3 separate regions of the Homo sapiens genome follow, and regions 1 and 3 are each linked to region 2. The links are chromatin contacts, found by Hi-C or POLR2A ChIA-PET in ENCODE. All regions are on one chromosome and are shown on one strand. The core of a region is the stretch at or near the end of the contact, and the rest is flanking DNA. Distances in the headings are between cores, read along the strand shown.

Region 1 (3,467 bases), core at 313-2,812, 310 kb after region 2:
TATAGCCTTAACTTCATTTTGACAGACCAACTAGTAGTCTGAGGCTGGGCTTGTATAGGCCATACCTAGCTCTAACCTGGTAGGCTACCGGTGTCCACCACAACAACCTGACAGTTGGTAAAGGGACAAATTTGCTTAGACCAGCCTCACAACCACACACAGAAATCCCTCCTGGAAGTTCCAACACCTGAAATAGCAGCATGATTTCTAGGACACTGAAAGCGGGGGCTGGTATTTCTGTTTTCCTGTTCATATGGTGGTAGCTTGTGGCAACAGTATAAAAACATTTTACAATTCACTGGCTTTCAGCTTTGGAATTATGTAGTGTTTTATTTTTTCTGGGGTATTTGAATTCAAAATTTGCTTATACAGTGATTTTATTATAATTTTTGTGACACTATTTTAAGGAAATAACAGTGCATAAATGCAAGCACATTTAATTCTAGATATCAATGTTTTCATCTATAAACAGAGAAAAGTGAGAATGGCCCTACCTATTTGTATTGAGGTTCAAAAAAAATGAAAGAGCTTTGAAAACTATATACATGATTTCTCTAATGGAAAGATTTCCCTAATGGAAAGATTTCCTTATTTTTGCATATTGGAAACAATGCTTAGAATAAAAAAGACTTCCTTTTTTTTTTTTTCTTAAGATGGAGTCTTGCTCTGTCACCCAGGCTGGAATGCAGTGGCATGATCTCGGCTCACTGCAACCTCTGCCTCCTGGGTTCAAGCGGTTCTCCAGCCTCAGCCTCCCCAGTAGCTGGGACTACAGGTGCGTGCCACCACATCCAGCTAATTTTTTTCTTTTTAGTAGAAACCAGGTTTCACCATCTTGACCAGGCTGGTCTCAAACTCCTGACCTCAGGTGATCCACCCGCCTTGGCCTCCCAAAGTGCTGGGATTACAGGCATGAGCCACCATGCCCAGCTGGGACTTTTGTTTTTTAAAAGCAATTTATACTCGGAGGTGGAATTATTTTCTCTCACAAATGCCCAGGTTTGGGACCCACAGGATGGAAGGCAGGAGGGCTGAGCATTTGTGTATCTGGAAACCTCACCTCCTCCTGGGGGCTAAGGGCAGGGTTTAGTGATTTGCTGTGCCGAGCAGTGCGGTCTGTCTCCTCATCCAGGAGCTGCAGTGAAATGGCCCCACATTGCCCTCTCTGAGAAGGACTAGGGGACATTCTTTGCAATGAATGGGCCTATGTAGTCCCTCCAGTATCTGGGCGGGTAGAGTCCAGGGAGAGAAGGTGGAAGCTGACAACGGGCCCACATCTCTCAGATCCAGTGCTGCTTTCTGGGCTTTCTGGCTGGCCGGGGGCTGGCAGGGAGAGAGGGGCTCTGCGGTTTCGTGCCCAAACCCAGCATCTTCTGGGGACCTCACCCGTTCCTTCCCCGAATTGTGCTCCAGGTCTTAGTTACAGGAAGAAGCATTCAGCAGTCTGAGACTCTCTAAGTTCCTGCCCCCAGGAAACAGTGGTTACGGAAGCGGAGTTATTGCGTAGCTCCCTGGTCCTAGCCACGGTGCTGGAGGCTTGGCTTCCAGCCAAGCAAGAGTCCCACAGGGTTGAAGCCACCACAGAGAGGCTGCCCCGTGCGATCCAGAGATCATAGACTGGGTTGTTAGGGACTCTCTTTTCCTCCTTTCTTCCTTTGATCATACGTACTTGAAGCAACTCGTGAATTTGTTTCCCTTCTGAAGAATACATCTTCCAAGAGAATGTTCATTGTGTGTGTGTGTATGTGTGTGTGTGTGTGTGTGTGTGTGAGAGAGAGAGAGAGAGAGAGAGACAAAGAGAGTAAAGGGGTCTTGAAGGCTTGAGAACATTTTCATCAGACCCCTCAAATTTTCATGACAGTTTTAAGGCTAGCTTAATTCTTGTTCTTGTGTATACTATCTGCTTTTTATCTCTGGAAGCTTTTAAAATGTTCTTTGTGGCTTGCTGTCTTCAGTACTGAGGGGAGGGTTTCACTAGTCCTCCACTGGTTCTCCATCTATCATGCAATTCACAGAACAATTGATAGAACAAGCAGACTGCCCTTACAATCACCCCACTTCCCCCCAAATTCTAGGTGATCCCCCATCCCAGTGTGCCCGGGAGTGATGGCTTTCCTGGGACATGGGACTTTCAGTGCTATTACCAGGAAACTCTTAGGCAGATCAGAACAAGTTGGTCACCCCACCATACTACTTTTCTCCACTGGGCACCAGAGACCCTGATCCACTTAACAGATTCATTTATTCAACAAGTGCTTAGGGAGCCTTATTTTGTTCCAGGCTCTTGGAATACACAGTGAATAAAACAAAGATCTTTGCCCTCACTGAGCTAACATTAGAGCCAGAGGTAAGTGGACACAGACCATAAACAATAACCATAATAAAGAAGTCATCTATATAGTGTATTAAAAGGTGATAAACCTATTAAATATTACAAACCATAAAAAGCATTATAAGCTTTTCAGGATGTGCGGTTGCAACTTTAGATGGGATTAGACCTCATTGAGAAGATGACATGTAAACAAGGACTTGAAGAAAGTGAGGGAGCTATGTGGATGCGGGGGGAAGAGCATTCCCAGGTAGAGGAAATAGCCAGTGCAAAGGCCCAGAGGCAGAGAATATCTGGCTTGAGCTACTGTCAACAAGGAGGTTATTGCAAGTGGGACACACGCATGATTGAGATTAGTAGGAAAGGAGGTCAGTGTAATGGGAGGCAAGGTAGTATAGGGCTGGTTGACCACAATGAACACTCGGTTTTTTTTCTTTTCTTTTTTTTTTTAGACGGAGTCTCGCTCTGTCGCCCAGGCTGGAGTGCAGTGGCGCAATCTTGGCTCACTGCAACCTCTGACTCCTTGGTTCAAGCGATTCTCCTGCCTCAGCCTCCCGAGTAGCTGGGATTACAGGCATGCGCCACCAAGCCCAGCTGAAACACCCTGGTTTCCACCCTGAGTAGAATGTGAAGTTATTGGAAGGCTTCGAGCAGGGGAGTGACATGCATTGAGTTGAATGGTGTTTCCTGCCCCACCTCCAAAAAGATATATCCACACCCTAATTCCTGGAACCTGTAAATGTTACCTTCTTTGAGAAAAGGGTCTTTGCAGATGGAATGAACTTAAAGATCTTGAGATAAAGACATCATCTTAGATCATCTGGCAGGCAAAGTCCAGTGACAAGTGTCCTTATAAGAAGAGAAGGGCAGAGGGAGATTTGAGACAGACAGAGAGGAAACACGACACACAGAGGAGAAGGCACGGCAAAGATGGAGGCAGAGACTGGAGCAATGGGGCCACGAGCCAAGGAGTGCCAAGGATTGCTGGAAGTCACCACGAGATAGGAGAGAGGCATGGAAGGGATTCACCTTTAGAGCCTCCAGAAGTAATCAACCCTGCCAGCACTTTGATTTTGGACTTCTAGCCTCCAGAACTCTGAGAGAATAACTTTCTATTGTTTTAAGACACTCTATTTGT
Region 2 (3,515 bases), core at 28-2,527:
TAGAGACGGGGTTTCACCATGTTGGCCAGGATGGTCTTGAACTCTTGACCTTGTGATCCGCCCGGCTCGGCCTCCCAAAGTGCTGGGATTACAGGTATGAGCAATCGTGCACGGCCATAATTTTTTTGGTTTTCTTTTCTTTTCTAGAAAGAAACAGGGAGGAAGGAAGGAAGGAAGAGAGGAAGGATCTGAAGTAAATATGATAAAACTTTGTCGTAGATACCAAGGTGTTTAAAAATTGCTCTATGTGTTTTTCTTTATACTTATTTCAAACCAAAAAATTATTTCATCTTTGTAAACAATGAGGAAAATACACATAAGTTTTATAAAATGCAACACTCTCATCCAAAGAAGACTAATTTTAACATTTTGATGTATATGAGTCCAGACTGTGCCATACGTTCATTTGCCTACAAGTCCTAATATATAATATGCGTTGGTGCTTTTTGTTGTTGTTTTTTTTGGGGGGATAGTTTTTGAAGAAGCCAAAAATTTTTTAAAAAGTTCTATTTATAAGGTAGATGACTCTGAGGTTTGTTCTTTCTCTGAGTCTGCGTCGGCTCGCCTTCCTTGATTCTACGACGTTTTGTCACAGTTCCACAGTCCCGTTTGTAGATCGTGTGGGTTATTCTTCACCCCACTCTGTCCACTTGGGGGCTATCTCAGTCCATTTCAGATCTGAGACTGGACGGAGGCCGACACCCGTTTCCAAGCCAAGTCTTCCTGTGCGGCCGACATTCATCAGATCACCCTCCCTCTGTGAAACGAGGTCTCCTAACGGCACCCCCTGACTTTTTTTCGACACCCTCATACATTTGGCCCTCGGTATCCACAGTGTTCCCCACCGATGGATTCAATCAACCAGGAATCGAAAATATCCTTTAATAAATTGCATCTGTACTGAACACGTACAGACTTTTCCTTACCATTATTCCCTAAACAACACAGTATAACAATTATTTACATTGCATTAGGTATTAGAAATAATCCAGAGAAGATTTAAAGTACACGGAGGATGTGCGTAGGCGATATGCAAATATTACGCCATTTTATATCAGGGACTTGAGCATTCCGGATTTGGTATCAGCACAGGTCCTGGAACCAATTCCCCAAGGATGTGGAAGGAGGACTGTATCATTCAGGAAAAAGTACAATCCTCTGCGGTGCTGCCCCCAGCTCCCCGCCTTCACCACTGCGCCTGCGCCTCCGAGAACGGACTACAACTCCCAGGATGCACCGCGCCCGCCACCGCCCTGGCAGCCCGACTTCCTGCTGGAGGTTTCCTGTGGCTTGGGGCTCCGCCCGGTATGGGGAAAGTTTAAGGCGGAAGAGCCCTCGTTTGTCGGCTGCTTGGGAAGGTATTGGGAACAGCTTATGTTTTTCTTTCACAAAAAAGCAGCAGGCACCACAGAGAGAGACGGCTGTCTAGTTTTTTGTTGGGCACAGATCTTGCTTCTCTGAACCGGGAGAGAGGTGTTTGCCCCTCGCTGCGGGGGCCCAGCACAGGTGGTTCCTGCTGGCTGTTGTCCTTGGTCACATCGTCCTTGGAGTTGTAGGAATCCCTCCCAGACTGTGGGATAGGCTGACAATCTTGGATATTATTGTAGTGGTGAATGTTTTCTCTTTAAGGGATTTCAGTGGGAAATTTAGAGGAACGTAGAGGAGGCTGTTGGGTATTTTACCCTGCGTGCTTCCTTTAGAGATTGTTCTGAGCTGTGTACTTTGTAATCCTTGGGCCCGGGATTCTTATCATGTTCTTTTCACTGGTTTTGGTTAATGTGTTTGTTCTGAAGACAGTAGCCTGGGGGAATGAGACATCTCCTTAAGGCGCCGCTTGACTGACAGACACCCTTAATGTATGTAATTCATGGAAAACTACAGTCCCCACCTCACCCCCCTAAAAAAGCAAAACATCTGAGTTAGGGGGTGTGTCAGATTGAAATGGTTGAAGAGTGAATGGTGGCTGGAAGGTGAGCAGTTAGAAGTGATTGCAAATTCCTTTCCAGTATATTGTCAAGAAGGATAGGATGGTGGCCTGACACCCAGCTCTGCTATTTATTCTGTTATCTCTTACAGGTTAGTCTCCCTCTTTGAGTCTTAGTTTCTTGTCTGTAAAATAAGGGTGATATTACCGGTCCTCCCTGCTTGTCAGTTTTTGTGAAGGCAGTTCAAAATAAAGTATGTCAACATAGTTCCTAAACCCCACAGTCTCCCAAAAGTGAGTGAGTTGGTAATCAGTAGAGTGTCCAGTGTAATACAAGGCCAGGGCCGCTAGAAATGCCGTTCAAAGCAGACCGCATCTACAAAATACCTTCACAGTAACAGCTAGATTAGTGTTTGATTAAATAATTTAATTAAATAATAATAATTAATAATAGCCTAGCCAAGTTGACACATAAAACTAACCCTCATACCCCAGAAAGTCTTTGCTCAAATATTATGTTTTCCTAACATTTAAAATTGCAGTCCTACACACGTGTACATCTTCCCTAATATTCTCTCTTCCCGTTCCCCTAGCCTGCTTTCCTTTAGCATTTATTATCTTTGAGCCATCCCTGTATTTCTTATCTCTATCTTTATTGTCTTTTTGCCTTCTCTGGAATGTTAGCTCCACGTGGGCGGGGCATTTTTGTCAATGTTGTGAACCGATGAATCCTCAGCACCCAGCACAGCATCTAGCACACAGTGGGCTCCTAAGAAACCTTTGCAAATCACCGAATGAAGCATTAATGTGAGCACTCAGTAAATATTTTTTCAAATGAATTTAGAGCTGGAGTTCATCATGAGATATTCCTGAACAGCCTCAGTAGGAGAGAAGTAGGAAAAGGGTAGAAGCATGGCAGATTATAGGAAAAAAGAGAAAATTTTCAGAGTTTGACATCTAAGAAGTCGAAGATTTAGTGAAGAAGGAGCACAGACTTGGGTGTTAAGTTCCCTTTACCCCTTAGCTGTGTAACTTTGGACAGGTTGTCTAATCTCCTTGAACCTCAGTTTCTTCGTCTGTAAACTGGAAATAGTAATACTTATCATGTAGGGTTGTACCAGTGGTGACAAGTTGATGCGTTTAATGGGCTTAGCATAGGACCTGGCCCACAGTGAGTGTTTATTAAGAGGTGTCTGTTGCCATCACCACCATCATCATCATCATTATTCAATATCAAAGTGGGGAAATTTATAAGAAATCATTGAAGTGTACTAAAAGTAAAATTTTGGGATTTCAGTCTAGCCTGTGAAGTTGGGATGTTAAAAATCTGAAACAATGTTAACACACAAGTTTGGTTTGTACAGAGTGTCAGGGCATAGTCACTTTTGTGCCAGGTCCTTTTATTTTGTTTCAAAACAGAATGAAAATCTTTTCAGCATATATAGCCCATAAAACACAGTAATTGACATCAAATCCTTCAGTTTGCCCCAAGCTGCCACTTAAAGTGCAGAGTTAGTTGGTTCCAGGTCAGAGGTGCCATTCATTTATTTTCAACTGATACATGAGACAAAAAGTGCAGTCTTCACTGCTG
Region 3 (3,694 bases), core at 38-2,537, 370 kb after region 2:
CATAGATAATTTTTAAACTAAATGTAAGCTCTTCGTGAGAGGTAAACGTAGGTAGTCATCACTTTTAACACAAAGTCGCTTGTGAGATTTGCCACCGGTGATTGGCCTTGGAGAAAGGGGCAAAGTCAGGCAGCTAAGGCCCAGTACTCAGAAGCCTCAACTGCGGCCTAGAGCCTTCATCTATAGTGGCTCTCAACTGGTGCCCTCCACAGCCAGGACCCTGCCCAGGAGCTGTGAGCTCAGAGGAGGAGGGCAAGGTGGCCAGAAACGTGATGACGGCAGAGAGAGGAGCCAGGGACAGGCAAAGGAAGCAAGTGACAGAAATCCCAGGCCTGCTGCTCCAGGCAGAGAGAGGGCTGCTGGCTCCTGCAAAAAGAAGCAGGGGTGAGGCAGGAGCCAGGAGAGCAGAACTCACCCTCCCCTGCTGCCCTCCCCGCGGCCCTGGCTGTAGCCCCAGCGTCTCTTCCTGGGGCCATGTCTTCACATGGGGACATTTCTTCCCAGCTCGGCCACCGAGAGGAATGGATTCCTCCAGCATGAAGAATCCTCCCGCCCAGCCTGGATCCTGGAGCCACGGTCACTGTGGCAGGAATGCGGCTCCTCGCTGGCCTGGCTAGGGCTGGATGCCACACTTTGCCCTCTCCCCAGAGCCAGAGAGGTTGGGTCACAGACGCTCCTGAATGGGCCATGCAGGGCGCAGGAGGAATTTCGCCTTTGGAGGAACAAAGGGGTGTTCAAAGTTAAACGTCCACTGCAGTGACCATTACAAATTGTGGTTTAAAAAAATCATAAACTCAACCAAAAGAGGAACTAAGAGAAGGAGGGAAAGAAAGGGCTGGGGTCAAGAATAATAAAATCCCAAATAAGAAGCACATATCCTAAAAGGGAAAATGAAACACAACAAGGGTTAGGAGGGTGGGGTGGGGGAATGAGGAAGCGGGGGGCACAGCACGAGACTCCCAGCCAGGACAGCCCAGGCAAGGCCCCGGCTCCAGGTTCAAGGCCCCGAGGCTCGCGTTTGCTGCAGCGCGTGGCCGCCTGCCCGCCGGCCCTGCCCGGGCTCTGCCTACATTCTCGGCATCTTCAGCACAGTCACAAGCAGCTGTCAGATTCCTGCGAATCCTGGGGGTGGCCTTCAAACCGGGAGAAGCAAACCCAGAATTCAAGGCTGGCCCAGCCTGGCGCCTCTCGGCGGACTACGGGGACGGCTGCGGGCGGTGGTGAAGACCGCAGCCGCCAGCAGAGGGCAGTGGCGGGCCAGCGTGGCCAGGCTCAGAGGGCTCGCTCCTTGCTGTCCGGAGCCCCGCGGGCAGTGTCTGCCTGTAACTTTCACCCCCGTGCAAAGCTTCCAGCTTCCTGTGCAAGGCAGATGCAACGTGGTGCTGCTTTTCTTTTCGTCAAGGGGATTTGAGACTTTTCCTCTGCAAATGGTCTGTAGATATCAAGTAAGAAATGGACTGTCCGGCCCCATCCCTCCCTAGAAGAGGATTTTTCAAAGTGCCATTTTTAAAAGTGGCCTTTTAAAAGGCCCATTTGATAGGATTGGCCTTTTCCGCGCCAGACATCGTGCGGAAGACATCGTGCCAAAGCTTTCCCTACCTGAAACCACTTAACTCTGAAAAAAGGTATGATTATCTCCATTTTTCAGAGGAGGAAACTGAGGATCAATAAAGTGGAATGAGTCGTGTGAGGTGGCTGGGATGGGATTTGAACTCTGGTTTGCTGGGCTCCAAAATTCCTTCCACTTAGGCCACATGGTTTTCACAGGTCCTCAGTTCCTGCCAGTTCTCATCCTACCTGTTCCTTCTGTTTTTAACTCAAAAATCTCCCCTATTCCCGTGGAGTCTACCGCTTGGACTGGGAAACTATCAGAAGGATGCAGCCCCCTTGAGTTGCTCTTTGATCCCTAAAGCAGATTATCTGTCAACAGCTTTTATGCAAAGAGCACCCAAGGAGGATTATAGACGTGAATCACTGAATGAGACCCAGTGTCTGCTCCCAGCACCATCTGTTGATATGCAGATCACCGGTGATCATTGATCAGGACAAACCAGCTGCGGCTGCTGTGAAGTTAACTCCTGAGACTTGAGAGGCTGCTCTCACTTCTCTATGGGCGCACCTGGCCCGAGGCCGTGAACTTGGGCAGGCCAGCATCATACCTACGTCACATATTCTAGCAATGACAAACAAAACTAACCAAGCTAGCAAAAATGAGCTTGCTTCCACTTGTTTCTTTCCCCCCAAAAAAGCGGGCGGGGGATGGTTGACTGATGGGTTCGTACTTGATTGAGCTGGTAACGTCCCTGATTAGTTCACACTCCTTAAGAGCTGGGTTCCATCATTCTCTATCAATTCCCGGCATTAAAAGTTGATCCACTAATATTCTGGTAACTAGTCTCTTCTGTTTGAAATCATCACTCATTGGCCATTCTAAGTTCTACTCCAGTTGAAAAGCTTGATCCCACTTTGGGAGGCCAAGGGGGGCGGATCACCTGAAGTCAGTAGTTTGAGACCAGCCTGGCCAACATGGTGAAAGCTGTCTCTACTAAAACTACAAAAATTAGCCGGGCATGGTGGTGGATGCCTGTAATCTCAACTACTCGGGAGACTGAGGCAGGAGAATAGCTTGAACCCAGGAGAAGGAGGTTGCAGTGAGCCGAGATCGCACCACTGCACTCCAGCCTGGGCACCAGAGTGAGACTCTGTCTCAAAAAATAAAGAAAGAAAAGCTATCCTAAATGTGCTTTTTTTTACTGAGTTAAATTTCCTATCCTTACCTCCCAACCCCTGCCCCAGGCACAGGTGGGGCAGCTGCGGGATGAGTGCAGTGTCTCTGCCCATGGCATGAGGAGAATTTCTGTCCTGGGTCAAGACACGGAAAGAGACATAAAAGGGGTACTCCCACCACCTGCAGGCGGAGCCTGGTTTTTGCCAAAGTAGCCACCTACTAGTGTGAGGAACGCAGCCAACCTGGTCACTGGGGAGAGGAGGGAGCACAGTGGGTGGGAAAAGGAAGCTTTATCACGAGCCAGAAGACGGAGGTGCTTCAGGATGGAGATGTTGGCTGACTTTCCTGTATGGAGGTAGACATGCCCCAAGTAAGAAGCTCCTCCCTCCAAATATCATCTACCATCTTTTGAGAAGCCTCTGTAAGAACTCAATAAAATGGGAGTGTGCCTCAAAAGAGATTTCATTTTCAATGCAGTAATTAATTATTGCTCTTTTCCAACTTTGCACAGCGGTGAAGATGAATTGGATTGTCAGGAAATTTCTTTGAGCTTTGTTAAAAATTAGCTTTCTAAAAGTAAAAAGTGTTTAAGTCAAAACTTCAGGGCTCACATTTTTGTCCTTATGCAGGAAAATTATTTTTGTTTCCTTTTCTGTATTCTGCTTGTTAAATAATTGCACCAAGCTGGCAGGCGCTGCAGAAACATAAAGCAATGCATTTATTTTTAAGTCCAATGACCTCAAAACAATGAGTGTGAATGTTCCTAATCAAAGATGTCTCCTCTTTTGGGGTTATTTTTGTTGCAGTCCCTACACTTCACACTATAATCAAAGCCCATTATCTCAGCCTTACAATATTTGTGTCTCAGAATCTAACGATGACTGTGTCTGGCACATACATCAGGAGTTGCTTTTAAAGATGTGCAAATTGTGAGCTTTGCTTTCACCTCAATCTTGCATATTTCAT

The links. Hi-C counts contacts between places; a loop is a spot of excess contacts on that map. ChIA-PET counts read pairs that join two places held with the same protein, here RNA polymerase II (POLR2A). Pooled maps may share reads with other maps.
Region 1: a pooled map shows a loop between it and region 2 (3-fold over the local background). The contact joins the enhancer-like site here to the promoter of LINC02427 in region 2. A Hi-C loop is called at or near these places in 7 of 50 pooled maps. POLR2A ChIA-PET finds 5 or more read pairs at or near these places in 5 of 52 experiments (OCI-LY7, Panc1, T-cell and 2 more).
Region 3: a map of IMR-90 shows a loop between it and region 2 (11-fold over the local background). The contact joins the enhancer-like site here to the promoter of LINC02427 in region 2. A Hi-C loop is called at or near these places in 3 of 168 maps with a recorded cell type or tissue (IMR-90, PC-9 and posterior cingulate gyrus), 3 of 37 single-sample maps with no recorded cell type and 15 of 50 pooled maps. POLR2A ChIA-PET finds 5 or more read pairs at or near these places in 1 of 52 experiments (OCI-LY7).

The regions. Positions count from the first base shown.
Region 1 is chr4:184,228,311-184,231,777 of GRCh38, reverse strand. No RefSeq gene overlaps it. Among named protein-coding and RNA genes, the nearest start is that of ENPP6, 12 kb to the right of the region's middle. Within about 2 kb of position 1,562, at least 3 of the 41 ENCODE cell types and tissues checked have a DNase peak (open chromatin) inside an H3K27ac peak, as active enhancers do.
Region 2 is chr4:184,535,345-184,538,859 of GRCh38, reverse strand. LINC02427 (long intergenic non-protein coding RNA 2427) reads left to right here and starts at 1,277. Exons shown (of 3, transcript NR_147158.1): 1 at 1,277-1,358. RefSeq lists enhancers at 937-1,266, 1,337-1,546.
Region 3 is chr4:184,166,149-184,169,842 of GRCh38, reverse strand. All of the region lies in intron 1 of ENPP6 (ectonucleotide pyrophosphatase/phosphodiesterase 6), which reads left to right. Among named protein-coding and RNA genes, the nearest start is that of ENPP6, 50 kb to the left of the region's middle. RefSeq lists enhancers at 960-1,009, 1,150-1,199, 1,660-2,431. Within about 2 kb of position 1,287, at least 2 of the 41 ENCODE cell types and tissues checked have a DNase peak (open chromatin) inside an H3K27ac peak, as active enhancers do.